Linked DNA regions of Homo sapiens: regions 2 and 3 are each linked to region 1. A link is an interaction called in ENCODE POLR2A ChIA-PET data of the cell type or tissue named here. Cell type or tissue: MCF 10A. All regions are shown on one strand. Each heading gives the region's core, and the rest is flanking DNA. Links, peaks and the distances in the headings are about the cores only. Region 1 overlaps MAT2A (methionine adenosyltransferase 2A). Region 2 has its middle 31 kb from the start of SH2D6. Region 3 has its middle 50 kb from the start of SH2D6.

The links. ChIA-PET counts read pairs that join two places held together with the same protein. Peaks named below come from ENCODE experiments on the same cell type or tissue, not always from the same donor. Only the 100,000 strongest peaks of a DNase experiment are listed, where the experiment ranks them.
Region 2: POLR2A ChIA-PET joins it to region 1 with 6 read pairs; 33 of 35 experiments call an interaction of 5 or more read pairs at or near these places.
Region 3: POLR2A ChIA-PET joins it to region 1 with 7 read pairs; 23 of 35 experiments call an interaction of 5 or more read pairs at or near these places.

What each region holds. Positions count from the first base shown.
Region 1 is chr2:85,542,064-85,549,745 of GRCh38, reverse strand. MAT2A (methionine adenosyltransferase 2A) reads right to left here. Exons shown (of 9, transcript NM_005911.6): 6 at 7,373-7,591; 7 at 6,999-7,181; 8 at 6,712-6,845; 9 at 4,465-6,076. The coding sequence ends at 5,974. GGCX (gamma-glutamyl carboxylase) reads left to right here. Exons shown (of 15, transcript NM_000821.7): 15 at 1-5,026. Among named protein-coding and RNA genes, the nearest start is that of MAT2A, 6.7 kb to the right of the region's middle. In MCF 10A, for the core only: no CTCF peak of the experiment used is centred there; a DNase peak (open chromatin) is centred at 2,915.
Region 2 is chr2:85,443,809-85,455,168 of GRCh38, reverse strand. No RefSeq gene overlaps it. Among named protein-coding and RNA genes, the nearest start is that of SH2D6, 31 kb to the right of the region's middle. RefSeq lists enhancers at 1-125, 7,727-8,377, 8,378-9,027. In MCF 10A, for the core only: no CTCF peak of the experiment used is centred there; no DNase peak of the experiment used is centred there.
Region 3 is chr2:85,462,640-85,473,999 of GRCh38, reverse strand. No RefSeq gene overlaps it. Among named protein-coding and RNA genes, the nearest start is that of SH2D6, 50 kb to the right of the region's middle. In MCF 10A, for the core only: no CTCF peak of the experiment used is centred there; DNase peaks (open chromatin) are centred at 2,839 and 5,139.

The sequences.
Region 1 (7,682 bases), core at 822-5,821:
ACAACCCAAGATTAAGAGGCCAGGAAGAGGTTAGACGCAATGTGAAACTGTCCTCCTAGGATAAGGTTTAAAGTGGCTTTTTGGGGGCTGGGTGCCGTGGCTCACGCCTGTAATCCCAGCATTTTGGGAGGCTGAGGTGGGCAGATCACTTGAGGCCAGGAGTTCGAGACCAGCCTGGCCAACATGGCAAAACCCCTTCTCTACTAAAAATACAAAAATTAGCCAGACGTGGTGGTGGGTGCCTGTAATCCAACTACCCAGGAGGCTGAGGCATGAGAATCGCTTGGGCCCAGGAGGTGGAGGTTGCAGTGAGCCGAGATCGAGCCACTGCACTCCTGGGCAACAGAGCAAGACTTCGTCTCAAAATAAATAAATAAAGTGGCTCTTGGGGAAAAGCAATTTAATGTACCACGATGAATAGCTAACTGTTCCCAAGTGTTTGCTATGTGCAACACACCGCGTGAGCAGTGTTACCTGCATTATTACATTAGGCTGAGAGGTAAAATAATTTGCCCGAAGACATACAGCTAGTGACGAATGGACTGATGGTTTGAACTTAACGTCTATTTGACTTAAGGTCCTGCACCCTGCCACTTGTAATTTTCAGAATCACTGATAATCTGAAATAATGCAGCTTAAAACATGTTTTCTTAATTAAAAGTATAATTGGATGGTGGTCAGGTTGTAAATGCACACAAAGTAATTTATCTTCATTGCAATTTTGGTTCCTTCTTTGTTCCTATTATCTATATACACCCAGTGTTTCACTAGCAGTTATGAGAGCAGTCAGAATAGCAGCATCAAAGTTAAATAAGGAAATCTAGATGATTGCTAGATTTTCTCTAAAAATAAGCTTAGTATTTGGTATTATTCTAGCCTTTGGTGAGCAGAAGGGGAGGTAAAGTAAGAATTAACTAAATTTAGTAAGGGATTAGGGAATGCTTAGACATTTTGTAGGTTGGGGTATACAAGGGTAACTCAGGAAGCTCCTCAGTTCAGTGAAAATTCAAAGGGTTGGCACTGAGCTAGGAAGCGAGAATGCAGGGTTATGAAAAAGGATCCCTGCTTTGGGAGCTCATGGACTTGTAGCAGAGACCGGTAGTAAATTGGCAGTCTCAGTAACTTCTGTAAATGATTGCATCTCTTTGCAGGCTTCTCTTCCCATACTCTCCCCCACTCCTCCTTGGACAGTGTTCCGGGGGTTCTTTCCTAAGCAACTGCTTTTTCAGTATACATACTTCAGATGATTGTGTCTACTCCAGGATTTCCAACGATGCTAGGTTTCTTTCCTGTGCCCTAGACGTATAGGTCTAAGTTCCACCTGGATATCCCACAGGGCTATCAAGCTCAGTTCATCCTAAACAGAACTTACATTCATCCCCAACTCAGACTTCCTTATTCTTTATTATTGAATGGCAGCTCTGTACCTTAGCCAAGCTGTTATCTCTAGGTCATCAGCCTTGACTCTTCCTTTTTCCTTGCATTTCTTAAAATTGCCAAGTCCCATCAATTTTACCTCCTGGATACCTCTTGAATCTATTTTTTTTTAAAGACAGGGTTTCACTCTATCACCCAGGCTGGAGTTCAGTGGCACAATCTTGGCTTACTGCAGCCACCACCTCCTGGGTTTAAACGATTCTTCCACTTCAGCCTCCCATGTAGCTGGGACTACAGGTGCCCACCACCACGCCCAACTAATTTTTGTATTTTTAGTAGAGACATGGTTTCCCACATTGGCCAGGCTGGTCTCAAACTCATGACCTTAAGTATCCACCTGCCTTGGCCTCCCAAAGGGCTGGGATTACAGGTGTGAGCCACCGTGCCCAGCCAAATCTGTTTTCATTACTACCTATATCTGTATTTTCAACCTTTGTATTAGCATCTAGTTAGGGATAGACCAGGACAGGGCCGACATGTTAGTTGTCAAGCAGATTGCCACCCTCCCCCACCACTGAGGAGGCCAAATGGAGTTTGGTGGAAAATCTCTAATTCATTCAAGGTATTATATGGGCAAGCAATGGCTGTGGCACAGGGTCCCCTGATTACTTTGTAAGAATGGGTGGGAGGGATGCTGATTTTCAATCCTTTTGCAGATCTTCTCTCATAGTAACACAATAGAAGATACTTTGCCACTATGTTGTTTGCCAAACTCACTGTACCTACTTGACTGGTAACAAAAGTCCCAAGAGTTACTTGGGAGAAGACACTTGAAAAAGTATTTTTCTAAATATGGGCAAGGATGCTGCCCTTCCCCAAACTGTTAGTATACCACCTCTCTGACCAATTTTCCCAAGGAAGATATTGGGGTAGGGTGAGGTGTAAAGAAAAAGTGGTCATGTAAATACTGGTAATAAAAGCTGTTCAGTGGGGTAGAGTTGGGTTGCAACTGTAGCCATTCTAAAAATGGGCTATCAATGTCCTTTTAGCCAAAAGACTTTAGTATACATCCTCCTCATTCTACCCTCAGGATTTGGATCTTTGCCCCTGATGGGTATCCATCCCCTTTGAAACTTTAGAAAGGCAGGTTATATACAGAATGTTCAACCTAAAGACATTTCCTTAAGTCATACTTTCATGCTTTCTAAACTATAATCACCCTTATCATCCCCTGCTGTTATGCTTTCCCTCTGCTCCCTGTGGCCTAATGTTCCTCCACCACCTTATTAACCTTCAGGATACTTTTCCCCTAGGCTGGGCAGGACAACACTATCCCCTTGGTCCACAAGCTCCCTCAAGGTTGGGGAATCTTTGTTTACTTAGCAAATACTGAACATAACCTTAAAGCGGTTACTTTTGAAAACTTCTCATGCTATTCTACCAACTTGGAGGCACCTATCCATGCTCATTCCCCTAATGTAGCCAATATGGTTATCTGCAATGTATTGGCATCTAAAAACTCCCTTATGAAACTGCCAGACTTGTTCTGGAACATTTCAATTACATGCAAAATTCAGGTTCTCAAGTTGGAACAAGTCTAATTGACACACCTGCATAGGTTTTAACCTTGCCCTCCCCCTACTTCCCAACAGATTTCCAAGTTTTTTGAGAAGGAACCTTGCTCTGGCCCAGGCTGGAGTGCAATGGCGCCATCTCGGCTCACTGCAACCTCTGCCTCCTGGGTTCAAGTGATTCTCCAGCCTCCTGAGTAGCTGGGATTACAAGCACCTGCCACCACACCCAGCTTTTTTGTATTTTTGGTAGAGACGGGGTTTCAGTTTGCCAGGCTGGTATCAAACCGTGACCTCAGGTGATCCACCCGCATTAGCCTCCCAAAGTGCTGGGATTACAGGTGTAAGCTACCATACCCAGATTTCCACGGCTTTTTTTTTAAGTCTCACTCTGTTACCCTGGCCGGAGTGTGGTGGCACGATTTCAGCTCACTGCAAGCTCCACCTCCCGGGTTCACGCCATTCTCCTGCCTCGGCCTCCTGAGTAGCTGGGACTACAGGTGCCTGGCTAACTTTTTTATATTTTTAGTAGAGACAGGGTTTCACTGTGTTAGCCAGGATGGTCTCGTGATCTGCATGCCTTGGCCTCCCAAAGTGCTAGGATTATAGGCTCACGCCTATATTACTATATAGTGGCCTATATTACAGGCCACTCCGCCTGGCCTCCAAATTTCCAAGTTTTTAAGTCTCCATGCAAACAGGCATAAGCAAGCACTCCTTGGCTCTACATTTGCAGGACAAGCTGGACCACCATTCAGATGTTGGTAGAAATGTAATCCAAGTGGCTATTCTCTATGCATGTAGCTCCTAGGTTCAAGAGCAGTGTGGTCTGCGGATTTTCTACACAACCTGCCATAAATGAAATTTAAGCCTTTGGAAATTTATAGCATTTTCAGCTAATTTGCATTATTTATCTCTGCAAGATATTGACTAGAAATCACGTTTCAGAACTTCTCAGATGAAAACATCATACAACCCTTAAAACTAAGCTCATAATTTAAAAATGTATGCAGATTAATAGGCTTAAATTGCCAGGACTTTAGATAGACATTACCACTTCCAGGTTAATACTTTTAGCGGTTTTTATGCCTTCAATGGTTTGAAGCCCTCAACCTTAGTTGAAAACTTAAAAATGGCATTGAATGGCTGCTGCAATAAGGACACATGAATTTTGGCTTAAGTGGACTAGGAGGACTAAATCTTGCTTAGGCTTTTAAAAAATGCCCACCCACTGGGTCTAGGGATTGAGGTTATTTTCCTGAATTATGGCTAATTATGGATTACAATTCAAGGTTAAAGATACACATATAGTATTCTCAGGTTATTCATATGATAGCATTTTTTAAGAGCCAAAGTCTCAGTCACCCAGGCTGGAGTGCAGTGGCTTGATAATGGTTCGCTACAGCCTCCAACTTCTATGTTAAAGTGATCCTCCTACCTCAGCCTTTCAAAGTGTTGGGATTATAGGCACGTACCTATGGCCCCAAAGCACTTTAACAAATGAGTAACAGACACAGTTAAGGTAGAACCTAGCATTTTATTTAGATCTTCATTAAACTGTTGGAATTGAGAACCAGACATACGTAATAAACCTCCAAAAATAGATCCTGAAAGGCACTTTCTGCTTAGGGCAAGCAGTCATGGAATAAGCATGTAAACAAGCTGGCTTCTCTGTACCACACCAGCCAAGTCAGCTTTCTCCATGGCCAGCCGCACCAGCTCTGCCCTCCCTTCTGTTAACACCAGCCAGACCCCCTGTAGGTCTAACCCAAGGTTTTTCTGTAGGACACCTTGGCCTACCTGGGAATGCTGGAAACATGTTGTTAAAGGAATCATGGTGTTGAGAGAAAAAAAAAAAATCTTTTAAAAGCTGCCATCTGAGGTGATGGCTTCTCTGTACTTACGCCATACCCCAGAATACAATAAATAAGCAATTAGAAAACGTTCAAGTATGAAGGGATTTCCTCCTCCCCGCCAAAAGCACTGCTCTCTGAAGGAAGCTGGTTTCTCTGTAGCTACACCAGCTGTTCAGAAAGCTCATTGGACCTGGTTTTGAAAATAAAACAAAGTTAAAACCCTGGGAGGAGTTATTGTGCAGTGTGGAGTACTCAGGCTTTCTTATAAAGAAAAAAAAAAGTTATCTGGTACCAAAGTGTGCAACCTACAGACCCTCAGGTACTGCCCTGTGACTTCTCTGTATGACATCACAAGGCTGCCAAGTGCCTGTTTTTCTAGAACTAGGAGTTGGTGAGGTTTGGCTAGTGCTGAAACCATGCATAGGATTGGTTTACTAAATTAAAACCTTATTACGTACGTCCTCCAAAAGACAGCTGAAAGTGGAGAGATTTTGATTTGGTGCTGTTAGAGGTGGCAATTAAGAGCATAAGCACCAGGGAGATGGTTTAATGGTAACTGCCTTTTTTGATGTCAGGCTGGAGCTCCAACTGGGAACTTGCGTTACATGCAAGATTGATTGGATAGGGAACACTCCCTGACAAAGAGCTACATAATTAGAAATGGATCAAGTTACAGGGAGGATAAGGGGAAGGCTTCACATTCATAATAGAGCTCAAGACATTACAAATTCATGCTGACAGGGCTGTGGCATTGCCAGACAGAGGCTATAAGTGGAACTACAAGTACTTTACGTGCACATCACAAGGACATTTTCAGCATCTGGTGGGGAAAGTCAATGCAATTATGACTTTGGAGCGTTGGGTGATAGGGCACAAAGGTTCAATTTCAAAGCATTATTTACTACAGTGTTGTTTCTAGGCAGTTACATGGATCACCTATGCTCACTAAATTCATTATAATGGTGAACAAAACACCTAGGGACAGAATAGCAAGCCCAACTTACAGTCCCCCACAAAAGCTAAAATTCATGTCATTGACTAGAGTGACTGCAACTGGTCAGGAGCTGAAAGAGGACAGGAAAATTTAGGAAGGAGGGCCCTTTCCCTCAGAGCTTGAAGGCTTCTCTGTAGCCTACGCCAACAAGTCTGGGGAAAAAAGGCTAACACTTTCAATATTTAAGCTTTTTGGGCACTTCCCATGGGAAGCTGTCCCTACCAAAGTGGCCATAGGCTGCAGTCCTCTGATAAATTGGCTTCTTCAGATCCAGATCCCTGGAATATACAAGTCCGTAACTTAATATGTAGCATTAAATTAAAATAAAGCAAAACAATCAGCAAGACTCATTTTCAAGAGCTCTGGCAAATGAGTTCTCTGGGATATGCTAGGAAAAAAATTTGTGGCAAAAGTGTTACTTCCCTGGTGTCCAAACTCCTTGCACAGTCCTTATTAGTAACTATAGTTGTTTTTCCGTCCCTGGCTCAACAAATACGAAAACTTGTCATTATTCTGAGAAATTTCAATTGTCAAAAAGCTCACCTGAGATCACACAATACTTACCAAGGTCCCGCCGCCCACACCCTACCATGGTTTTTACATTGCAACAAACCTTGAGCAACCCACTTTATCTCTATTTTCTTAACACCCTTAAGTAGAAGAGCACAAAGCTCAAATATCAAATCTGGAACATTCTCTAGAGTGGTTAGCCTAAGCCATGGAGCACCGTAATTTTAAATTTCTCAAATAACTAAGTCTTCACTAAGGCAGCAGTTCAAAACTGTTCCAGGAATTAAAATATATTCCCATTTGAGGAGTCTTCCTTCACACCTTCACCTCCTCAGCCTTAAGTATATACACACACACCCAACACCCTCAATACTTGACTAGCAACAGGCTTTACCATCTTTACCTGACAATGACCCCAGGGCGGAGATCGAAATTCTTCTTCACAATCTCTAATAGCTCTCTCTCACTCTTCTGAGAGGTACCATAATGGAAAATGGAGATAGATAATGGATGAGAAACTCCAATAGCATAAGAGACCTAAAAGGATTCAAATGTCGTAAGAATCAGTGATTGCAAAGACCCATATACTTGTATAATACGTTGGTATAAAACAAGTAGTTAAGTAGATTACTACTAAATACCCTCCCACTTACATGACTTTTAATCGTTCGTTATATAAAGAGTGTATACCTGAACAAGAACCCTCCGGCACAGACCTCCTTTAACAAGGGATTTTGCCACCCAACGAGCAGCATAAGCAGCTGAACGGTCGACCTTGGTATAATCCTTTCCTGAAAAGGCACCTCCTCCATGAGCACCCCAACCGCCATAAGTGTCCACAATGATTTTGCGTCCAGTCAAACCAGCATCACCCTGAAATTACAGGATTTAAGTTACTTTACGCCTAGTGCTTTCCAAGTGGATTAGGTTGCCTATTCTGAATTCATTCAGCAAATATCCTCCGATGATTCACATGTAGGTTTCAGAAAGCCTGAAAAAAATGTAGTAGCCAAAATTTTAAGTAACCATCAAAAATCCAGAAAAATGCAACAAAATGACATTACCTGAGGCCCACCAATAACAAATCTGCCACTTGGCTGTAGGTGGTAGATTGTATCCTCATCAAGGTATTTCGCAGGCACAACTGCTTTGATGACTTTCTCCTTTAGGGCATCCCTCATTTCATCAAGACAAACCTCTTCATCATGCTGAACAGATATAACAATTGTGTGGACTCTGATGGGAAGCACAGCACCTCGATCCTGCATATACTGCACAGTAACCTTGAAGGCAACACAGGTCATCAGAACATCACACCAAACAATAACTTTGTATTTGTTTCTCTACCTGAAGTTACAATATAGGAAAACAAAT
Region 2 (11,360 bases), core at 3,243-8,242, 97 kb after region 1:
TTTTTTTTGAAACTGAGTCTTGCTCTGTCATCCAGGCGGGAGTGCAGTGGCATGAACATGGCTCACTGCAGCCTCGACTTCCTGGGGTCAAGTGATCCTCCTGCTTCAGCATTCCATGTAGCTGGGACCACAGGCATCCACTACCATGCCTGGCTAATTTTTTTTTTTTTTTTTTTTTGAGACGGAATCTCGCTCTGTTGCCCAGGGTGGAGTGCAGTCGCACGATCTTGGTTCACTGCAATCTCTGCCTCCTGGGTTCGAGCAATTCTCCTGCCTTAGCCTCCCGAGTAGCTGGGACTGCAGGCGTGCGCCACCACTCCCGGCTAATTTTTGTATTTTTATTAGAGACGGGGTTTCGCCGTATTGGCCAGGGTGGTCTTGAACTCCTGACTTCATGATCCGCCCACCTCAGCCTCCTAAAGTGCTGGGATTACAGGCATGAGCCACCACGCCTGGCCTCCTTCCTGCTTTCTAAACATTCTTTCTTGTTTTCTAGGCTGAACATGTATTATGTTATAATTATAGGATGAACATAAACCTTTCCGAAGAATGAATTGCCGCTAAGGAGAGGCTGAAGGGCAGGGTGCGGGACAGGAAGGTGACTGTTGAGAACATCTGGGAGGGGAGCCATTGACTAGTGTTGGCCTTGGGTGGACGGGGACGGGGAGGTGGAAAGCTCTGTGGCTTCATGCCATGTTTAATTCAGACCTGGGCTTGAACCCCAGCTTTGCCTTTGCTCCTTAATCTGTGACCTTGGGAAAATTAGTTAACACTGAGTTTCAACATTTACTAAATTATGTGGCCTTAGGAAACTAATCTAGCCTCTTTAAGCCTCATCCATTCAACAGTTTTAGTATCTAGGAAATGTTAAATCAAGTTTAATCTAAAGCTGCCTCCTTACATTTTTTCTTATTTATTTATTTATTTATTTATTTATTTATTTATTTATTTATTTGAGACAGAGTCTCATTCTGTTGCCCAGGCTGGAGTGCAATGGCGTGATCTTGGTTCACTGTAACCTCTGCCTCCCGGGTTCAAGTAATTCTCCTGCCTCAGCCTCCCAAGTAGCTGGGATTACAGGTGCACACCACCACACCCGGCTAAATTTTGTATTTTCAGTAGAGATGCGGTTTCACCATGTTGGCCAGGCTGGTCTTTAACTCCTGACCTCAGGTGATCCACTTGCCTCGGCCTCCCAAAGTGCTGAGATTACAAGCATGAGCCACCGCGCCTGGCCTCCTTATATATTTTAAGTTTGGCCTAAAGGTTTCTCTGTACATCATGAACTACAGCCTAAATGGAAGCGTAAACAGACTGTAATCTACTCTTGGGCCAATCACCGAGTTTTGGCCATTCAAATGTGGCCAACTGTTCAAACTGTGTTCAAATAAGGCAAACGCAAAACTGCAACCAATCCAGCTGTTTCTGTAACTCGCTTCCGTTTGCTGTATGTCTCTTTCCTTTTTCTGTCCATAAATCTTCTTCCACCATGTGGCTACACTGCAGTCTGTGGGCCTACTCTGGCTCAGGAGGCTGCCTGATTTGGGAATCATTCTTTGCTCAGCTTTTACATTTAATTCAGCTGAAGCTTTTCTTTTAACAGGAACTATGTACCAGACACTGTTCTACCTGCTAGGCTCTAGCAGGAAATAATTCAGGCAAATTCTTCATCTTCATGGAGTTTTTATAGTTTAGAGAGGAGAGGGACATAATAAATAGCCAAGAAGAAGTATAGTGACTCGTGCCTGTAATCCCAGCACTTTGGGAGGCTAAGGCAGAAGAATCACTCGAGCCCAGGCATTTAAAACCAGTCTGGGCAATATAGTGAGACCCCCCCCAATCTCAACAAAAAATTAAAAATTTAGCCAGGCATGGTGGCACACACCTGTAGTTCCATTTACTCAGGATGCTGAGGATGGAGGATGGTTTGAGCCTGGGAGATTTAGGCTGCAGTGAGCCATGATCCCACCACTGCACTCCAGCCTGAGCAACAGAGCATAAGACCCTGTCTCAGGGAAAAAAAAAAAAAAAAAAAAAAGGCCAGGTGCAGTGGCTCACACCTGTAATCTTAGAACTTTGGGAGGCCAAGGTGAGCGGATCACTTGAGGTCAGGACTTCAAGACCAGATTGGTCAATATGGCAAAACCCCATCTCTACTAAAAATACAAAAGTTAGCCAGGCATTGTGGCAGATGCCTGTAATCCCAGGTACTCAGGAGGCTGAGGCAGGAGAATTGCTTGAACCCGGGAGGTGGAAGTTGCAGTGAGCCGAGGTCGCAGCACTGCACTCCAGCCTGAGGGACGGAGTGAGACTTCTTTGCCCCTATCCAGCGGGAAGTAGCTAGAGTGATCATCGCCCAATTCAGGAAATTCGGAAATTTGTGATATTTTATTTTTATATATGTGCACTCATGTGCACACACACACACACATACACACATATATGATATGAAAAAAATGCAGAGGAGGAATCTAGAATGTGGAGTGTGGGAAGATTTCCTCGTCTTAAAGTAGTGTGGGGAGGCCTCACTGAGGGGTGACATCTGAGCAGAGACCAGAAGGAAATAGAACAGCCAGCTTTGTGAGTGTTTTGGGGGAGAGAATTCCAGGCTGAGAAGACAGCAATACACTCAAGGCAAGAGTGGGCTTGCAGTGTCTGAGGCCAGTGTGGCAGGGGTCAAGGGAAAAGTCAGTGGCAGGAAATGGAGCCAGGGAGGTGGCAGTGGGCCAGATCACACAAGGCCTGGTAGGCTGTGGTCAAGACTTCAGTGGCTAGGATTAGTGGCAGCAGGGCCAGTGGTGGGTATATTTTGAAGGTAGAGCCAACAGGGTTTGCTGATTTTTTTTTTTTCTTTTTTGAGACAGGGTCTTGCTCTATCACTCAGGTTAGAGTGCAGTGGTTGCAATCTTAGCTCACTACAGCCTCGACCTCCTGGGCTCAGGTGATCCTCCCACCTCAGCCCCCCTAGTAGCTGGGTGTACATGCAAGCACCACCATGCCCGGCTAATTTTTGTATTTTTTGTAGAGACGGGGTTTTGCCATGTTGGCCAAGCTGGCCTTGAACTCCTGTACTCAAGTGATCCTCCCGCCTCGGCCTTCCAAAGTGCTGGGATTACAGGCAGGAGCCACCACGTCTAGCCTTGCTGGTTATTAATGTCGATCGTGAGTAAATGAAACAGGTCAAGGAAGAGTCCTTTGTCTGGTTTTGGTCTGAGCATGGAGAAGGTGAAGGTATCGTTTACTGAGTTTGGTAAGGCTGCAGAAGGAGCAGGTCTAGGGTAAAAATAAAAGTTTAATTTTGGATATTGTGCCAGCTGTGTCTATTAGACACCCAGGTCAAGGTGTTGATTAGGCAGTTGGATATTCAAACCCAGAGTTCAGGGGACAGGTCAGGGCTGGAGATACAAATTTGGGAGAGGTCAGCATAGAGAGATTGATCTTAAAGCCATGAGCCTGGATGAGGTCACCTGGAGTGTGAACAAGGACAGAGAAGAGAAGGACTGACTCCTGCGGCCGTGCAGTATTTTGACACCAGGAAAATGAAGAGAAACCAGAAATATACATGGGGGAGGAGGGGCCAGTGACATAAAAGAAGGTCCAAGAAAGGGTGGTGTCTCAGAGGCCAAGTAAGGATGTGTTTAATAAACATGATCCCAGCCAGGCATGGTGGAGCACACCTGTAATCCCAGCTACTTGGGAGGCTTAGGCTGGAGGGTCACTCGAGCCCAGGAGCTCAAGGCCAGCCCGGGCTACATAGTAAGATCCTGTCTCTAAAAAAATAAAATGTGAACCCTTGTGTTTCTGTTTCTAGTGTTGTTGATAGACTGAATTCATGCTATAGGTGGGTGATTCTGCAAGCACTTTGTTAGCAGTTACTCTGGAGGCCTGGTGTCATTATGGATATATTAAAGAAAGGCTGCCCTTTTTTTTTTTTTTTTTGAGAGACAGGATCTCACTCTGTTGCCCAGGCTGGAGTGCAGTGGCATGATCACGACTCACTGCAGCCTCCACTTTCCAGGTTCAAGTGATCCTTCTGCCTCAGCCTCCTGGGTAGCTGGGATTACAGGCTCACACCAGCACAGCTGATTAATTTTTTTTTTATTTACTTTTATCTTTTTTTTTTTTTTAATGAAATGGGGTCTTGCTATGTTTCCCAGGCCTGTCTTGAACTCCTGAGGTCAAGCAATCTGCCTTCCTTGGCCTTCCAAAGCACTGGCATTACAGGTGTCAGCCACCACTTCCGGCCATTAATATTTAAAAATTTTTTTTGTTGAGATGGGGTATCTATGTTGCTCAGGCTGGTCTCAAACTCTTGGGCTCAAGCGATCCTCCTGCCTCAGTGTCCCAAAGTGCTGGGATTACAGGCATGAGCCACTGTACCTGACAGAGGCTGCCATTTTTAGTGGCCAATCCATCCAGTGTAATCCAGCAGTCTTCTTCTTCCCCCTCACACAGCCACCTGCAGTGAAAATCGGGAGGGAACAGGCAATGAGGGTGCCGTGGGGAGCAGCACTTGGCAGGAGACCATGGATGGAATTCCAGGTAGGCAGGTGGGGCCTGACAGCCACAGTAGAGCTTTGGTCTCTGGGGAGCCTGGTGAGTGTCAGGTGAGACCCTGGCCCTTCAGTACAGTGACACTTTGGGCAGAATGAGGAAGCAGGAAGGGGTCCCAGGTGTTAGAACAGATGAGTTCTTTGGTGAGTACACAAATTTTCAGGTGGTAGAAACACCAAATGGAGCCTCCAGATCCCTTCTTTGTGACCCATGGCCTGTCACACCATAGATTAGCCATCCCCTCACCCTTCTCCATCCTTGGGAATCCCCTCTCTGATTCCAGCCCCATGACTTGACCTGTTCTTCTCCCTCCAGCAGCACGGGCTTCTGATCCTCTCAAGTCAGAGCCCCTCTGGTTCATGGGTCCCTTCCCGGAGTCTCTCACCCCAGTGGTGTCCTCAGATCCACCCTAGAACTGAGCCTGGTTTCACAAAACAGCCGTGGCAGCTACTTTCTGTCCTCTGAAATAAATAAAAGTCTCCTCTTGTCCCTGTTGCATTACTAATCAGCCACAGCTCATACCCTCTGAAGCCTTCTTATTATCCTGCTTCCTGAGAACCTGATTCTTCTAGGCACTCTGTGATGTTTAGAGAGATACCTGCTTTATTTTATTTATTTTTATTTTTATTTTTATCGTGACGGAGTCTGGCTCTGTTGCTCAGGCTGGAGTGCAGTGGTGTGATCTCAGCTCACTGCAACCTCTGCCTCCCAGGTTCAAGCAATTCTCCTGCTTCAGCCTCCCAAGTAGCTGGGATTACAGGCATGTACCACCATGCCTGGCTAATTTTTTTTATTTTTTTTTTGTATTTTTATTAGAGATGGGGTTTCACCATGTTGGCCAGGCTGGTCTCGAACTCCTGACCTCAGGTAATCTACCTTCCTTGGCCGCCCAAAGTGCTGGGATCACAGGCGTGAGCCACTGTGCCCAGCCAAGCCCTGCTTTACTAAAGTTAGCTTTTACGTCAAAGACAGAATGTGAAGATATAATAGATGAGGGCTCATCTCAGAAAATCCCCACGGATCATAGAGGTGGGGTGAGAAGGAACTGGAAGGAGGAGGGGATCGCAGGAGGAGTCACCCTTTCAGCTAGAGAACTGTGCATTTTCCATGTCACGCAGGGACAGTCTCTTTTTGTCATCCTGTTGTAATGTGCAACACTCTGTTCAGTTCATGGCCAAGGAACAGAATGTCTCACCACAGGAGGCCTCACCCCCAGGGAGCCAACCCACGGCCTTGGTCTTCTGAGCAGGGGCATTAACAGAGCCAACTGCACGAAAAAGAACTCATGAGGCACAGGGCCCGTGGGCCAGTGGGTCTGGTGGCCAGGGATGTGTGTGTGTGTCCTGGGAGAAACCGCAGGGCCTCGGGGTGCCCTTGGAAGAACAGCAGACCCCTTCCCTCTCTCACTGCATTCAGCCAGCATCCTCAGCCACTGCTGAGGGGCTGTTCTAGGGCCCAGCTCGAAATCCAGCTCATAAGAGACGACCCAAGAAGAAGAGTCCTTGACCCTCTTCTTGAGATCTCCATAGACAAGTTGTGGTGAGATATTTAAGAACTCAAGGTCATTTACAAAGCAAAGAGAAGATAATAGGGAAGTGGGGCAATGATATGAAAAACTGAGGGTGCCCCAGTTAGCTGTGACCTTGAGTCTTCTTAATTCTTGGATCCTCAACTTTCCTAAGAAACAAGGAGGAAAATACCATCTGTTCTTCGCTTCTGCCTTGGGCGTCCAGTGGGGTAACAGGTGGAGGGCTGTGAGGGGAGAGAGAACTGGAGCGGGGGCCTGTGATGGGAAGAGCCTGTCTCTGGTCATTGCCTTTTGGTTCTCAAGGAATGTTCAAAGCAGAGGAGTTTGTCCTTCCTCATCCCAAGCATAAGAGTTAAGCGAGTTGTGACCTTGCCGTGTGAGCTCAGATAATAAAAAAATTCAGTGGTTAATGAAGCCTTATCTTTGGAAAGACATACAAAAGACTGGTAGCACTGCTTGCCCCTGGAGGGTGGAGAACGGGGCAGCTGAGCCATAGGTGCATGGGGGGAGAATTGTTTTTCTCTGTATTATACTCTTTTGCACTTTTTAAATGTAATACAATGTGATTGTAATATCTAGTAACAAATAAAGAGAATTCAAACTTAAAAGTGATTCAAGTGAGCCAGGCGCGGTGGCTCATTCCTGTAATCCCAGCACTTTGGGTGGCTGAGGTGGGCCAATGACCTGAGGTCAGGAGTTCAAGACCAGGCTAGCCAACATGGTGAAACCCTGTCTCTACTAAAAATACAAAAATTAGCTGGGCATGGTGGCGGGCACCTGCAATCTCGGCTACTCGGGAGGCTGAGGCACAAGAATCACTTGAACTCGGGAGGCGGAGGCTGCAATGAGCTAAGATCATGCCACTGCGCTCCAGCCTGGGCAGAAAGTGAAACTCCGTCTCAAAAAAAAAAAAAAAAAGAAAAAAGTGATTCAAGTAATTCAAGGTTCTAGGAATTGGTTCAGGGTTGGGGCAGAGTCAGGAGTTAAACTTTATTCTTTTTTTTTTTTTTGAGATGGAGTTTCGCTCATGTTGCCCAGGCTGGAGTGCAATGGTGCGATCTCAGCTCACCACAACCTCCACCTTCTGGGTTCAAGCGATTCTCCTTCCTCACCCTCCCAAGTAGCTGGGATTACAGGCAAGTGCCACCACTCCTGGCTAATTATGTATGTTTAGTAGAGACAGGGTTTCACCATGTTGGTCAGGCTGGTCTCCAACCCCCAACCTCAGGTGATCCACCTGCCTCGGCCTCCCAAAGTGCTGGGATTACAGGCGTGAGCCACCACGCCCAGCTAAACTTTATTCTTTAGATCTCCTCTCAGTGAAAGGACAGGAGAGTAGAAGGAGGACTTGGAGTGCTCAGCAGGCTGGGCCTCCTCATCGCTCTTTCCAGCGAGCCCTTGCCTACACTGCAGGCCTCCCTGCCAGGCCTAAGTCTGGGAGAGGTGGGTGCAGTTGGCACAGCCTGTGCCTGCCCTCCAGCGCAGGACACCATGTTCTTGCCTGCCCATGAGTCCAGCTGCCTGAGCTCACCAGCAGCAGTAGTTGCATATGCTGCAAGAGCCGCTGGGAGGGTTGGCCGGGAGTCATGAAGGTGGGTGCGTGGTCCCCCAGAGACGGTCAGACTGGGTTGAGGACAAAGGGCAGGCCCCAGATACAATGGGCAGACTGGAAAGGCCTTGTTCAATCCTGGCATCAGCGAGGAGTCCAGTGATGGCCACGGCCACTGGTCCTTGGCCAGAACTGGAGGAGCCGGTCCTGTAGCCAGCCTCAATCCCCAGGCAACAGACCCAATCCTACCGATGCCAGCCTGAGCTCAGCAGGACAGTTGAGTATTGTCTAAGCAAACAGCTATGGTAAAGGGAGGCACAGCTCCAGTGCTCCAGGTACCCTCCCTGCTCCTCAGCCTGTCTCCAGTCCCTCCCAGACAGCTGTGGCTCTGGCATGCAACTACCCTAAATCCACAAGTCCTGGTCTCCCAGCCTCCTACATCTACCACTGCCCATGGGAAACACTGTTCTCTGCTCCCTGTCCCAGCTGGTGTCCTGTGACAGTCGAGCATGTGGCAGGAAGCCTGCCTCCTGCTCAGTGCGTGTGTATGGGGCAGGACTAAAGTAGCAGGAGGATATGGGAAGACCCTGTGGTGTGACTCCTGGTGCTGCCACTTCAGCTCCCTGGGCCTCAGTTTCTCCACCTAGGGCCTCCCTACGTTGCAGCATCGTCACTAGGATCCCTCAAAACACTAATCGCAAGAGCACTTTGTAAGATGAGGCATGCATTTGATATGCGTCGAGTTATTATTTGTCACATTCTCATTACAGAGCTCTTAGTAAGTAGATGCTGAATGAATCCTGGTCCTGAGCTGATGACACCTGAGGGCTGTTGAAGAGTGACAGGCCCCAGCCTTCCTACATTGGGCCTGCATGTCCAGTAAAAGGGGAGAGCCAGAGGAGGAAAGTCCATCTTCTCACGGGATAAGAAGGTCTGGAGACTTCCCAGGGGCTGTCTGACCTCTCCCGGAAGAGGAAGTGGGCTGGTGTGGACAGACCCTGAGGGGCAGAGCCCGCAGGGAGCCCTGCCCCTCTATTCCACTGCAGAGGTCCCTGGAGGCGGGGCTGTGGTCCCCGCACTGCTCTTAGGCTGCCCATGCAGAGGTGCGGGGTTGACTCAGAGATGCTCAGAAATGACCTGGAAATGGAGGGTCTGAGGAGCTCCAGGCTGCCCCGTTCCTCCTTGCCACCCTCTCCCTGATAGCAACAGGCAAGGCCAGGAGGCTTCTGGGAACCTGCTGCCTAATTCCCACCCCATCCCCCAAGCAAGGCCTGCTTCCAGATCCTTAGGTGGCCCTCCTACGCTTTCAGAAGGAATAGAGCTGGACCCTAGGAGGCTGAGGCAGAGGGGGCATGAACAGATGCATTTTCAAGGGCATACCAGGTGCAAGAGGCTCTGGGTGCTGGGGACAGGCTGAGCTCACCCACCCCTGGCCTTGCATCAGCTGCAGGGCTGGCTGCCAGGCCCTGGGAATTAGGCAGCAGGCTCCCAGGAGCCTCCCAGCCTTGTCTGTTGTTATCAGGAAGAGGGTGGCAAGGAGGAGCAGGCCAGCCTGGAGCTCCTCAGCCCCTCCATTTCCAGGTCACCCAGCTGTCCCAGCTCCCAGCTTCCCAGGCAGTGAACATTCTGTGCAATCAAGGGCAGGCACAGCCTAGGGCCTGGGAGATCACCCAGCCTGCCCAAGGCCTCTTTGCTGGAAGCCTTCCTAAGTTTGTGGACATCTCCCAGGCTGATCTGGGAACTGTGGGGCTGGTTTCTCTCTGGCCATGACATCACTGCTTTAAAAACAATCTTCCAGCTGGGTGCAGTGCCTCATGCCTGTAATCCCAACACTTTGGGAGGCCAAGGCAAGAGGATTGCTTGAGGCCAAGAAGTTCGAGACCCACCTGAACAACATAGTGAGATTCTGTCTCTACAAAATATTTAAAAAACAACCAGACATGGTGGTGTGCCCTATAGTCTCAGCTACTCAAGAAGCTGAGGCAGGAGGATTGCTTGAGCCAGGAGTTCAAGGCTGTAGTGAGTCATGATTGCAGTACTGCACTCTGGTCTGGGCAAGAGAAACCTCGTCTCTAAAAAATTAAATATAAAAATGAGCCCCCAGCAACAGCTGCAGGTGCCGCAGATGCAAGCTGACAGTGTATGAGAGAGGCTTCCAAAGTGGCCATGGATTATTGCCATTGCATCTCAGGGCTGAAGGTGACAGGAGGTTCGCAGGTGAGACACCTGGCTCAGTTGTTCTCCCTGGGACCCAGCCCCAGTGTTTGGAATTGCCTGGTACCTTCTTTATCTCCGGATCCTCTTGGGGTGCAAAAGTGGATGTACCCTGGGAAGAAAAGTGTGTTCTGAGCATGAGGGCTGCTATCTGGGATGTCCTGAGAGCAGAGCTGAGGTCTACAGGCAAAGGAAGGGAGACCGGAGAAGGGACTGGAGCAGAAAGCAGGCGGGGGAGCAGGAACACGGGCTCATGGGAGCCTGGGGCCCTTGTCCTGGTCAGTCCTAACTTAGTGCTCTGGCCTCGGTTTCCCAATCTCTCTTCCTTGATTCCTTCCCACAGGCAGGACTTTCCCTTAGCTGAGGAGCTGCTAGAGGAAAAATGGAGTTACCCTCTCCCCTCCATTCACAGACTGCTCTCCCCTCCGTGGGCCTTAATTTCCTCATCTATAATGTGAGGAGACAGGACAAGGCAGTCTCAGAGCCCAGCAGCTCAGATGTCCTAGGAATCTATGCTATTATGACTCAGCCAGAACCTCCCTCTCTTTCAATGCTCTTTCCCCACCCAGCCCCTACCCTGGTGCCTGTTGTGCTTTTGCTCCTCATCTCCCACCTTCTGTCCCTCCAACTTCCCGGCTGCATGGAAGCTGGGCAAATCCACATTAGAATGTCTGAAACCCATGTTTGACTTTTATCCACTGTATCTCCTGGGAATCCAGAGTGCATGGTGGAGGGGCACTTCTCCCCAGAGGACACTTAGGAGGGCACACCTGGTGGAGCTAAGTAGAAGGGCTGGTGGGGGGCATCGGGGAGAGGGTGCTGGGGTGAGTAGGGTGGGAGTTGGGAGGCAGCCCAGGCTGTGAGAGAGGCATAGTCCCAGGCAGTAGGAATACTGGAGTTGGAAAGGCCCTTAGGGATCCTTGAGGCCAACCACCCTGCCCGTCTCACCCCATTTTAAAGATGAGTAAACTGAGGCCCAGCAAAATCAAGTGACTTGAAAGAATATATATACACACATATATATGCGTATATATGTGTGTGTGTGTGTGTGTGTGTATATATATATATATATATTTTTGAGATGGAGTTTCACTCTTGTTGCCCAGGCTGGAGTGCAGTGGCATGATCTCAGCTCACTGCAACCTCTGCCTCCCAGGTTCAAGCGATTCTCATGCCTCAGCCTCCCAAGTAGCTAGGATTACAGGTGCCCACCACCATGCCCAGCTAATTTTTTGTATTTTTAGTAGAGATGGGGTTTCATCATGTTGGCCAGGCTGGTCTCAAACTCCTGACCTCAGGTGACCCACCCACCTCGGCCTTCCAAAGTGTTGAGAATACCAACCACCACCACCTCGCCCAGCCAAGAAAATATAGTTTAACATCAAGAAAGGAGGAAGAACTTGACTTCCATTTAAAAGATGGCCCTTAAATGGAATAGTTTTGCACAGAAAAAGCTCATGCTGGTTGCAGTGAGCTGAGATCGCACCACTGCACTCCAGCCTAGGTGACACAGTA
Region 3 (11,360 bases), core at 2,520-7,519, 77 kb after region 1:
AGATTGAGCACTAGTGATGTAAAAGTCACAGATGATTGATTTGAAGAGGGAGAAAACCCAAACTCATGACTGAACAGTAGTCCACCAGGAGGCTGGATATGCAGGGAGTGATACAGCTTTAGACAAGTAATGAAATCTCTTTGTTCATCTCTAATTTGGGGACGGTAATATTTGTATATCAACCTCAGTGGAAAGATGCATGTGAAAAAATGTTGTACCATCAAAATCTATACCAACATTAGTTACTAAAACTACAGGGAATTCAAGTTCCTGAGACCTTTGCACATGGGCCTCTGCCCACATTGCAGTGAGAGAGAAGGTATGAAGTCTCAGGCTGGTTTCTTGGAGTTCCCCATTCTCTTCACACTCGGGGTGATGGAACCCAGAGACAAGACAAGGTCTGGGCTCATCTCTTGGGCAGGGTAACACCTGCATGTTCACACATCAGTTGCTCTTGTCTTGTCTGGCGGGGGCCCGATTGGCAGCTTGGCTAGACTCCTGCCTAGAAATGGGATGGAATGGGAATAGGCCAGGACTTGTCACTTACTCCCACTAGAGCCCTTTCTCCAAATCTTTATATTCCCTCTTTTACCATAGGTAGCTTGTGAAAGTTACTTCAATACCTTTCCTATGGAAAACAGTAATCTTAGTTTCCCATGCTTCTTCCAGAGGCCTTGGAGTATTGGGCATTTTGTAAGGAAATTTGTACCGAGGCAGGGCTGGGTATGGTGAAGGGGCTGGGATCAGGACCTAGGCTTCCTTGGCCAACTGTTTTAACCAAGTAAGGTAAGAATGATCAATACCAGGTGGCCTATGAAAACTGGAGGCCGCCCCCCACCCCACCAAAGATTTCAGTTGAGGAGAAAGAGCTATAAAGCCATATGAGCTATATTTTAATAAAACATGAGCTTTATAGATAATAAGCTTAGGAAGATTTAGTTGGGTGAATTCCTAATAATACTTCCTCCAAGTTCTACGCCAGCTTTTGTTCTCAAATGCCAGGTGTGAATTTCTCAATGTAATGTCTTTATGAAACATGGCAAGTTTAAACATAACCATTCCACTACTGCTCTCCTCTGAATTCTGTTTTATGTTTTCAGAATGGTTAAAAACAAAGGAAGAATCTTTAAAAAAGTGTTTGTTAATCTCTCAATAACTTTCTACTTAATAGCTAGGAACTCGACCAAGCTATGTGATCTTTATAAAACCTTAGACTACTTGAGAGCTGGTAAGAAGATAAAGTTCAACAGATGTGAGTTTGGATTAGCTGGTGACCTAAAGGTTGGTAAGCTATTTAACATCTCTAAGCCTTTCTGTCCTCACTTGTAAAGGGGAATACGAAATTTATTCAGTAAATACGTTTTGAATGCTTGCCACATACCAGGCCCTGTTGTAGGCACCAGGGATACAAGGATAAACAAGACGAGCTTCCCGCTCTCATGGAACTGATCACAGAACATGAATATTCAACAAGAAATTACATAATTAATTGTAGTTTATGCCAACTGCAATAACAGCACCTACCCCAGCAGACGTTGTGAGGATTAAATGAGTCAATGTGCAGTCAGACACATTCAAAACTGTTGTCATAATACTATTTATAAAATCACATGGGCAATAGAGTCTTGCTAACAGTCCTAAATAGTATAAATGCATGTTGGGTATTAGATCCTCTTTTGTTTTTCACATATATTTAAATGGCAACTTGGTTGTGGGTCCCTTATAACAAATAGGAAGGCATGCTTTCCCTTGATGTTGGAGACACGGTCTTACCAACCTAAGGAAGGATGAAGCTGAACTTGTTTATTGCTGTCAAAAAGAGCAGTTCAGGCTGGGGGTACTGGCTCACACCTGTAATTCCAGCACTCTGGGAGGCTGAGGAGAGTGGATCACATGAGGTCACAAGTTCGAGACCAGCCTGGCCAACATGGTGAAAATACAAAAAATTAGCTAGGCGTGGTGGCAGGCATCTGTAATCCCAGCTACTCCGGAGACTGAGGCAGGAGAATTGCTTGAACCCGGGAGGTGGAGGTTGCAGTGAGCCAAGATCGCGCCACTGCACTCCAGCCTGGGTGGATGACAAGAGCGAAACTCCATCTCAAAAAAAAAAAAAAAAAAAAAGAACAATTTAGCATTGCCATTAACTGGATCAGCAATGCCTAACCCGTAAGTCTTGAGTCCTAGGGGAGTGGGGGGTTAGGGCACAGAGTCTTTGCCAAATGTTCCTAAATCCTTACATGTCCTAAGTATTGTCTGTAGAATGAAAATATCTTTTGCCTACATATGGACATTGTCATAATCTATGTAGCTGCTGATGGGATGAATACAGTATAGCTTCCTTTAAATGAGTCACTGAAGTTTTACTGTGCCCAGCATTTTTTCATTATGTATTTTCTCAGTCAAATCTTATCCTGGGCAGGCTGCAGTGGCTCATACCTGTAATCCCAGTACTGTGGGAGGTAGAAGCAGGAGGATTGCTTGAGACCAGGAGTTTGAGACTAGACTGGGCACTCAGTGAGACCCTATCTTTACAAAACAATATTAATAAAAAATAAACCAGACGTGGGGGCATGCACCTGTGGTCCCAGCTATTCGAGAAGCTGAGGCTGGAGGATCACTTGAGCCCAGGAGGCAGAGGCTGCAGTGAGCTACGATTGCACCACTGCACTTCAGCCTGGGTGACCGAGCAAGACTCTATCAGAAAAAAAAAAAAATTATCCTGCCTTTTCCTGGCTGAAACCCTTTAACAGTTCCTCATTTGTCTCAGGATAAAGTCCAAATTCCCTCCCAGGCACAACAAGACTCTGTTGACCTTTCCTGGCATAGTGCCTGCCCCACCTCCCTCCCACCCCCATCCCACCCCCATCCATCAAGTTCTGACATGAAGCCTCTTCCAGGCCGTGGCATAGAGCCCTGGGGCCCAATTCACATATGCGGGCATCAACAGACCCAGAGCTCCTGAATAGGAGAAATACCCACAGCTCTAGCAGGTGTCATGCCAGCTGAGGTGGCACCAGTCCACTGGGGCACCGGATGCGGGTGGGCCTCCCCTCACAGTAACTTCTTCCTCCAGTTGCCGTTGTATCAACCCTGCCTCGCCGCTGCCCCACCACCACTCCACAAGCCAGTTTCTGAATTAAAGCCATTTTCCTTTCAGGGGTTTTAAAAATAAGCAATCCTGGAAGTAATAAAGCTTCTTGATTATCAGTTTTCCATGGACTCGCTTTCTTCAGTGTTATTTGGAAACCCAAGGTCCATAATGCCAGTGCCTTCACAGGCTGTGTATGTGAATTATTTACCCCCTGGAGAAAGTCATAGACAGCTGCAGCGAGGGAGTGATAAAAGTATTTTTTGGCCGGGCACGGTGGCTCACACCTGTGATTCCAGCACTTTGGGAGGCCAAGATGGGCGGATCACCTGAGATCAGGAGTTCGAGACCAGCCTGGCCAACATGGCAAAACCCTGTCTCTACTAACGATACAAAAATTAGCCGGGCATGGTGGCAGGCACCTGTAATCCCAGCTCCTTGGGAGTCTGAGATAGGAGAATCGCTTGAACCCGGGACGTGGAGGTTGCAGTGAGCCAAGATCATGGCCACCGCACTCCAGCCTGGGTGACAAGAGCAAAACTCCATTTCAAAAACAAACAAGCAAACCAAAAAATGCCGGGCACAGTGGCTCACAACTGTAATCCCTGCCCTTTGGGAGTCTGAGGTGGGCAGATCACTTGAAGTCAGGAGTTCAAGACCAGCCTGGCCAACATGGTGAAACCCCGTCTCTACTAAAAATACAAAAATCAGCTGGGCGTGGTGGCAGGAGCCTATAATCCCAGCTACCTGGGAGGCTGAGGCACGAGAATCACTTGAACCCGAGAAGCAGAGGTTGCAGTGAGCTGAGATGACACCACTGCACTCTAGCTTGGGCGACAGAACAAAACACTGTCTCAAAAAAAAAAAAAGTAGTTTATTTTTTACTCTTCTCCTCACCTTAAAACTCTCCAAAAATGAAAAAGAGAAACAACTCCATCTTTTAAAAGATGAGGAAAAAAGAGAGTAATCACTCCAGTTATTAGTTTGAAATATTGTTCCAACAAAAGAATATACTTAACATGTATGTAGTTTCACTAATAACAAAAATGAAAACATGTACCTATTAACCAGCTTTAAGAAAATAGAAGCCGGGCTTGGTGGTGTGCTCCTGTAGTTCCAGCTACTTGGGAGGCTGAGGTGGGAGGATCCCTTAAGTCTGGGAGTTCAAGGCCAGCTTGAGCAACATAGCAACACCCTGTCTCAAAATAAAAGAAAATGGAATTTAACTGGTGACTTTGAAGACTGCTTTGTGCCCCTCCTCAGTCACCTCTTCCTCTCCCTCCTGTGATAACCACCATCCTGAATTTGACTTAATAATAATTCCCTTCTTTTCCTGAGTGTTATTCTTCGTGTATATTTTCCCACACAATATGTTTCAGTTCCAGGGAACTTTTGCATTTTATATAAATGAAATCATTCAGTCAAGTATATAGTCTTCTGTGACTAACTTTTTTCACTTAACTGTGTTTTTAAGACTCAACTGCGGCCGGGTGTGATGGCACGCTGCCTGTAATCCCAGCACTTTGAGAGGCCGAGGCAGGCAGATCACTTGACATCAGGAGTTCAAGACCAGCCTGGCCAATGTGGTGAAATTCCATCTCTACCAAAAATACAAAAATTAGCCGGGCATGGTGGCGTGCACTTGTTATCGCAGCTACTCGGGAGGCTGATGCAGGAGAATCGATTGTTACAGTGAGCCGAGATTGCGTCACTGCACTCCAGCCTGGAGGACAGAGTGAGACTCTGCCCCCCCCACACACACACATACACACACACCCAACTACTACCATGTGCAGTGATAGTTTCACTCATTTTCACTGAAGAATTGTGTTCGATGATATGAGTATGTGACGTATTTACTCATCCTCCTGGTGACAGTCATTTGCATGTTTTCAGCTTTTTGCTATTACAGACAGTGCTGAACATTCCTGTACCTGTCTTTAGCTTCAAAGGCTAGGTGGCGGCACAATTCCAAACTGCCACGTATAGATAAGGGCACTGCTCTGGAAGGCCCAACTTAACGATCCATTGTTTAGAACCACAAAAGGCAAGCAGCTGGAATGACTCCAGAGAAGTCAGCTCCACCCTGCAGGCTGCAGGGAGTGGGAGAGGTGGAACTAACAGAGAAGTTATGTGTAGATCCATGTTAACCATCTATGTCTCAGCCTCCCAGCTGAGAAAACTGCTGCTGGAGAGGGAGCCAGAGGAGAGGGCCTGAGGGAACAGCAATCATTAGAAAGTCTATCTTAGAGTCTGTTGCTACACTGCCCTCCTACATCCTGAAAAGAAGGGATATGGCCCAAGACAGAGGAGAAAACACATTTGGTGATAGGTTGTTTGAAAAAAAAAGTCAGCTGAAAACTGTGGTCTGTTCCAGGTCACTTGCCTCATCTTTCTCTAGATTAATTTTTAACCAATAACTGGTCTCTTTCAAAGATGAGCAATGATCAGAAAGACCTTTGTATAATTAATGCAACTTCCAGTTAAACGAGGTGGTATTTTTATCCTCCCCCACCCAAAACCCTACTGAAAGGCCAGTGAAGGAATAGAAAGGGCCTATCCTCACCGTCACCCACGTGAGTCAGGAAACATCAGTAGCTGAGAGAAGCAACTAAGGTAGCAAAGCGCAGGAAGATATGGTTTGACACGTCTGCAGACTCCATGAAGGCACCAGAGACTGTGTGTAAGGTGGGGGTGGAAACAGCTGAATATTGAATTGCTAGATCATAGGCCCCTTCCTCCCCTCCTTAAAGCCAGGGTGACCACCAGCCTGAGCAGGAAACTGGGGATTCGGGCCTCGAAGGAACTAAATCCGAAAGGCTCTTGACTTGGGGACACAGACCTTAAGGGGGCCAGTAAATTATGTGGAATTAGAAACACAGGGATTAAGAGGAGGTCTGGCTGGGCACGGTGGCTCAAGCCTGTAATTCCAGCACTTTGGGAGGCCTAGGTGTGCAGATCACTTGAGGTCAGGAGTTCGAGACCAGCCTGACCAACAGTACAACCCCATCTCTACTAAAAATACAAAAATTAGCTGGGCGTGGTGCCACATGCCGGTGGTCCCAGCTACTTGGGAGGCTGAGGCAGGAGAATGGCTTGAGCCTGGGAGGCAGAGGTTGCGGTGAACCAAGGTCGCACCACTGCACTCCAGTCTGGGCAACAGAGTGAGACTCTGTCTCAAAAAAATTAAAATGAAAATGAAAATTGTGCAGCAGTTTGACTCCAATGATAAATTACTGTAAACAACAGAAATGTCCATGAATAGGGGATCGGATTAAACAAAATGTGATATATTGTGCCAATGGAATGCTACTTAAATAATGTGAGAGTAGTATATTTGATGACATAAAAACATGCATGGCATGTATGACATGAAGAAAGCAGATTACAAAATAGCATGTCAGACCAGGCACTCTGACTCACGCCTGTAATCCCAGCACTTTGGGAAGCTGAGGCAGGTGAATCGCTTGAGGTCAGGAGGTAGAGACCAGCCTGGCCAACATGGCAAAACCCCATCTCTACTAAAAATACAAGAATTAGCTGGGTGTGGTGGTGTGTGCCTGCAATCCCAGCTGCTCAGAAGACTGAGACATGAGAATTGCTTGAACCTGGGAGGCGCAGATTGCAGTGAGCCGAGATGGTGCCACTGCACTCCAGGCTGGGCAACAGAGTGAGACTCTGTCTCAAAAAAAAAAAAAAAATAGCATGTATATGGTAATCTCATTTTGTGAGGAAAAAATATGTATGTATCTGTCTGGAAGGCTAAATACCAAATGTTAACCATGGCAGGGAAAAAAGTAAATTTGTTCCCTGAATGGTGAAACTTCCATTCACTTTGCCCCTTCCTTCACTTTGCTCCTAGATCATAAGTGGTCCCCACCTGCTATAGTTTAAATGTGTCCCCCAAAGTTCATGTACTGGGATCTTGATTCCCAATGCAACAGTGTTGAGAGGTGGGATTTTTAAGAAGTGAGTAGGTCATGAGGGCTCTGTTCTCATGAATAAATTAATGCTATTATCTCAGGAATATGCTACTTATAAAAGGACAAGTTAGGTTCCCTTCCTGACGACTCTCTCTTGCTCTCTCTTGCCCTTCCACCTTCTGCCATGGGATGATGCCATAAGAAGACTCTCATCAAATTCTTAGCAGATGCCAGCACCATGCTCTTGGACTAGAACCAGGAGCCAATAACTTCTTGCTTTGTATAAATTACCCAGTCTTAGGTATTCTTTTATAGCAGCACAAAATGGACTAAGACACATAAGCAAAAAGCAAATGAAAAACATACATCAGAATAAGGATTACTTTGTGGAAAAGAGAATCCAGTAAATACTTTATGATTTCAAAGAATGTATAGATGATGAAAGATGAAAATGATAGAAGTACAGTGATATGATTTGGATCTGTGTCTCCAACAAATCCCATGTCAAATTGTAATTCCCAGTGTTGGAGGTAGGGCCTGGAGGGAGGTGATTGGATTATAGGGGCAAAATTCTCATGAATGGTTTGGAACCATTCCCTCAGAGCTCTTCTTGTGATAGTCAGTGAGTGAGTTATCATGAGATCTGGTTGTTTAAAAGTTTGTGGCACCTTTCCCCTTCTCTCTCTTCCTCTTGCTCCCACCATGTAAAATGTAAAATGCCTGCTTCCCCTTCGCCTTCCACCATGACTGAAAGCTCCCTGAGACCTCCCCAGAAGGCAAGCAGAAGCTGCCATGCTTCTTGTACAGCCTGCAGAACCAGGAGCCAGTTAAACCTCTTTTCTTTATAAATTACCCAGTCTCAGGTATTTCTTTACAGCAATGTGAGAACAGACTAATACATACAGTCATGTGCTGCATAACAATGTTTTTGATAAAAAATGGACTGCATATGTGATGATGATCCCGTAAGATTATAATAGACCTGAAAAATTCCTATTGCCTGGCACAGGATGTGGAGGTGGAAGACAGGGATATCAACGATCCTGACCCTGTGTAGGCCTAGGCTAATGTGGGTGTTTGTGTCTTAGTTGTTTTTGTTTGTTTGTTTGTTTTATGCAAGTTCTCACTGTGTCACCGCCCAGGCTAGAGTGCTCACTGCAACCTCAAATTCCTGGGCTCAAACGATGCTCCCACCTCAGCCTCCCAAAGTGCTGGGATTACAGGTGTGAGCCACCATGCCTGGTCACTTTTTTCTATTTTTAAAAAATTTATTTTTAAAAACTTTTGGGCTAGGCACAGTGGTGTGAGCCTGTAATCCCAACACTTTGGGATTACTCTTGAGCTCAGGAGTTTGAGACTAGCCTGGGCAACACAGTGAGACCTCATCTCTACAAAAAATAAGCAAGCTTAGCTAGGTGTGGTGGTGTGTGCCTATAGTCCCAAACTACTTGGGTGGCTAAAGTGAGAGGATTGCTTGAGCCCAGGAGGTCGAGGTTGTAGTGAGCCAATATTGAGCCACTGCACTCCAGCCTGAACAACAGAGGGAGAGCCTGTCTTAAAAAACAAAACAAAACCAAAAAAACAAAAAACTTTTGGCTAGGCGTGGTGGCTCATACCTGTAATCTCAGCACTTTGGGAGTCTGAGGCGAGAGGATCGCTTGAGCCTGGGAGTTCGAGACTAGCCTAGGCAACATAGCAAGACCTTATCTCTACAAAGAAAACTTTAAAAATTAGGCCAGCATGGCGGTACTCATCTGTACTCCTAGCCACTGGGTGGAAGGTAGAGGGCTGAGGTGGGTGGATCACCTGAGCCCGGGAGGTTGAGGCTGCAGCGAGCCCTGATAATGCGACTGCACTGAAGCCTGGATGACAGAGTGAGACCCTGTCTCAAAAAAGAAAAAAGAAGGCCAGGCGCTGTGGCTCATGCCTGTAATCCCAGCACTTTGGGAGGCCGAGGCGGGCGGATCACAAGGTCAGGAGTTCAAGACCAGCCTGACCAACATGGTGAAACCCCATCTCTACTAAAAATACCCAAATTAGCCGGGCATGGTGGCGCACACCTGTAATCCCAGCTACTCAGGAGGCTGAGGCAGTAGAATCGCTTGAACCGGAAGGTGGAGGATGCAGTGAGCCGAGATCGTGCCATTGTACTCCAGCCTGGGCTACAGAGGGAGACTCTGTCTCAAAAAAAAAAAAAAAAAGAAAAGAAAAGAGCTTATAAAATGAGGATAAAAAGAAAGAAAATATTTCTGTAAAGCTGTACGATGTGTTCGTATTTTAAGCTAAGTGTTATTACAAAAGAGTCAAAACATTTTTAAAAATTAAAAAGGGCCAGGTGTGGTGGCTCACGCCTGTAATCCCAGCACTTTGGGAGGCCAAGGCGGGCGGATCACGAGATAAGAAGTTCAATTCCAGCCTGGCCAAGATGGTGAAACCCCATCTCTACTAAAAGTACAAAAAATTAGCCGGGCGTGGTGGCAGGCACCTGTAATCCCAGCTATTCGGGAGGCTGAGGCAGAGAATTGCTTGAACTCGGGAGGCAGGGGTTGCAGTGAGCTGAGATCAAGCCACTGCACTCCAGCCTGGGCGACAGAGCGAGACTCTGTCTAAAAAAAAAAAAAATATGTGGGCCGGGCGCAGTGGCTCACGCCTGTAATCCCAATACTTTGGAAGGCTGAGGCGGGCGGATCGCCTGAGGTCAGGAGTTCGAGATTAGCCTGGCCAATTTGGCAAAACCCTGTCTCTACTAAAAATACAAAAATTAGTTGGGCATGATAGCGAGCACCTGTAATTCCAGCTACTTGGGAGGGTGAGGCAGGGAAATCGCTTGAACCCAGGAGGTGGAGGTTGCATCGAGCCAAGATCGTGCCACTGCACTCCCGCCTGGACAACAGAGAGAGACTCCGTCTCAAAAAAAAAAAAAAAAAAGAAAATGTGATCTCATTTTTTTGTACTGCTATCATGGGTATTTCCATTCTCTGTAAACTGTTTCTCTTTGTCGCCTACACATGGACACACACACAATCTTTCATTCTCATTTTTATCTGTATATTTACATAGAAACATCTGGAATGATAGTCACTAAATGTCAACAGTGAATTATTCTGAGTGGAGGAATTTAGATCAAATTTATTTTATTTTTGTTTTTTACTTTTTTTCTTGAAAAATTTTGGTATGCTTCAAATTTTTATAATACAGTAAAAGTTCAATAACTATGTGTAGACCAGACACATAGACCAACACTGTGGTTATGTATAGAATAAGCCAGATTATTAGATTTTCTGGTTTATTCTGTATCAATCTATTGCTATTCCAAGGTATCAGAATTTCACAAATATATGTGTAATGTACTTCATTAATATGTTTGTAGCCTTATGAATATGATTTAAGTAACATCTATACTATAATAGTATGTTCTAGTTGAATGATATTGTAAATATAATTGGCTGTAGTAAAAACACACGAATAATTCAATACCTGAAAACACAATGTATAATGCAGATTATAATTTGGTATATAACAGTAGATGCACTACCTGTGTGGAGTTTATTTGAAAAGTGAAACAAATGCATTGCAGGAGATTTGTGGGCAGCACAGCCTCTATCTTTGAAGAGATATATTTATAAACGATTTAGAAAAACTACTGTATTTGTGACAAACTGAAATTTCCTTTTATTATCAAGAACTTTCACAGTATGCATAATAACTTAACTTAAATTTCTGTACTGCTTAAAACTTAACCAAAATAGGCCAGGCGCAGTGGTTCATGCCTGTAATCCCACCCAGCACTTTGGGAGGCCGAGGTGGGCACTCACCTGAGGTCAGGAGTTCGAGGCCAGCCTGGCCAACATGGTGAAACCCCATCTCTACTACAAGTACAAAAATTAGCCAGGCATGGTGGTGCATGCCTATAGTCCCAGCTACTCGAGAGGCTGAGGCAGTAGAATAGCTTGAACTCAGGAGGCGGAGGTTGCAGTGAGCCGAGATCGTGCCATTGCACTCCAGCCTGGGTGACAGAGCGAAACTCCATCTCAAAAAAAAAAAACTGAAAAAAAAATTTAACCAGAATGGTTACTCCATAATAAAAATAAATTTTACTTATTGACACACCCACTCAAAATTTGTTTTAAAACTACTACAGTGGATGCTACCAGCTGAATGTAATTCCATCATATAAATGTATTGGCAAATTCTCTATTGTTAGATAGTAAGGTCATTTCTAGTTTTTCTGCTAGTATAAACAGTTTGCTAGCATCCTTATTTCTTCGATAGAGATTTCTAGAAGAATTGCTGTGTCAAAGGGAATATAAATCCCAAAAGTGTTTTGTATGTTGCCAAGTTGCCTGCCA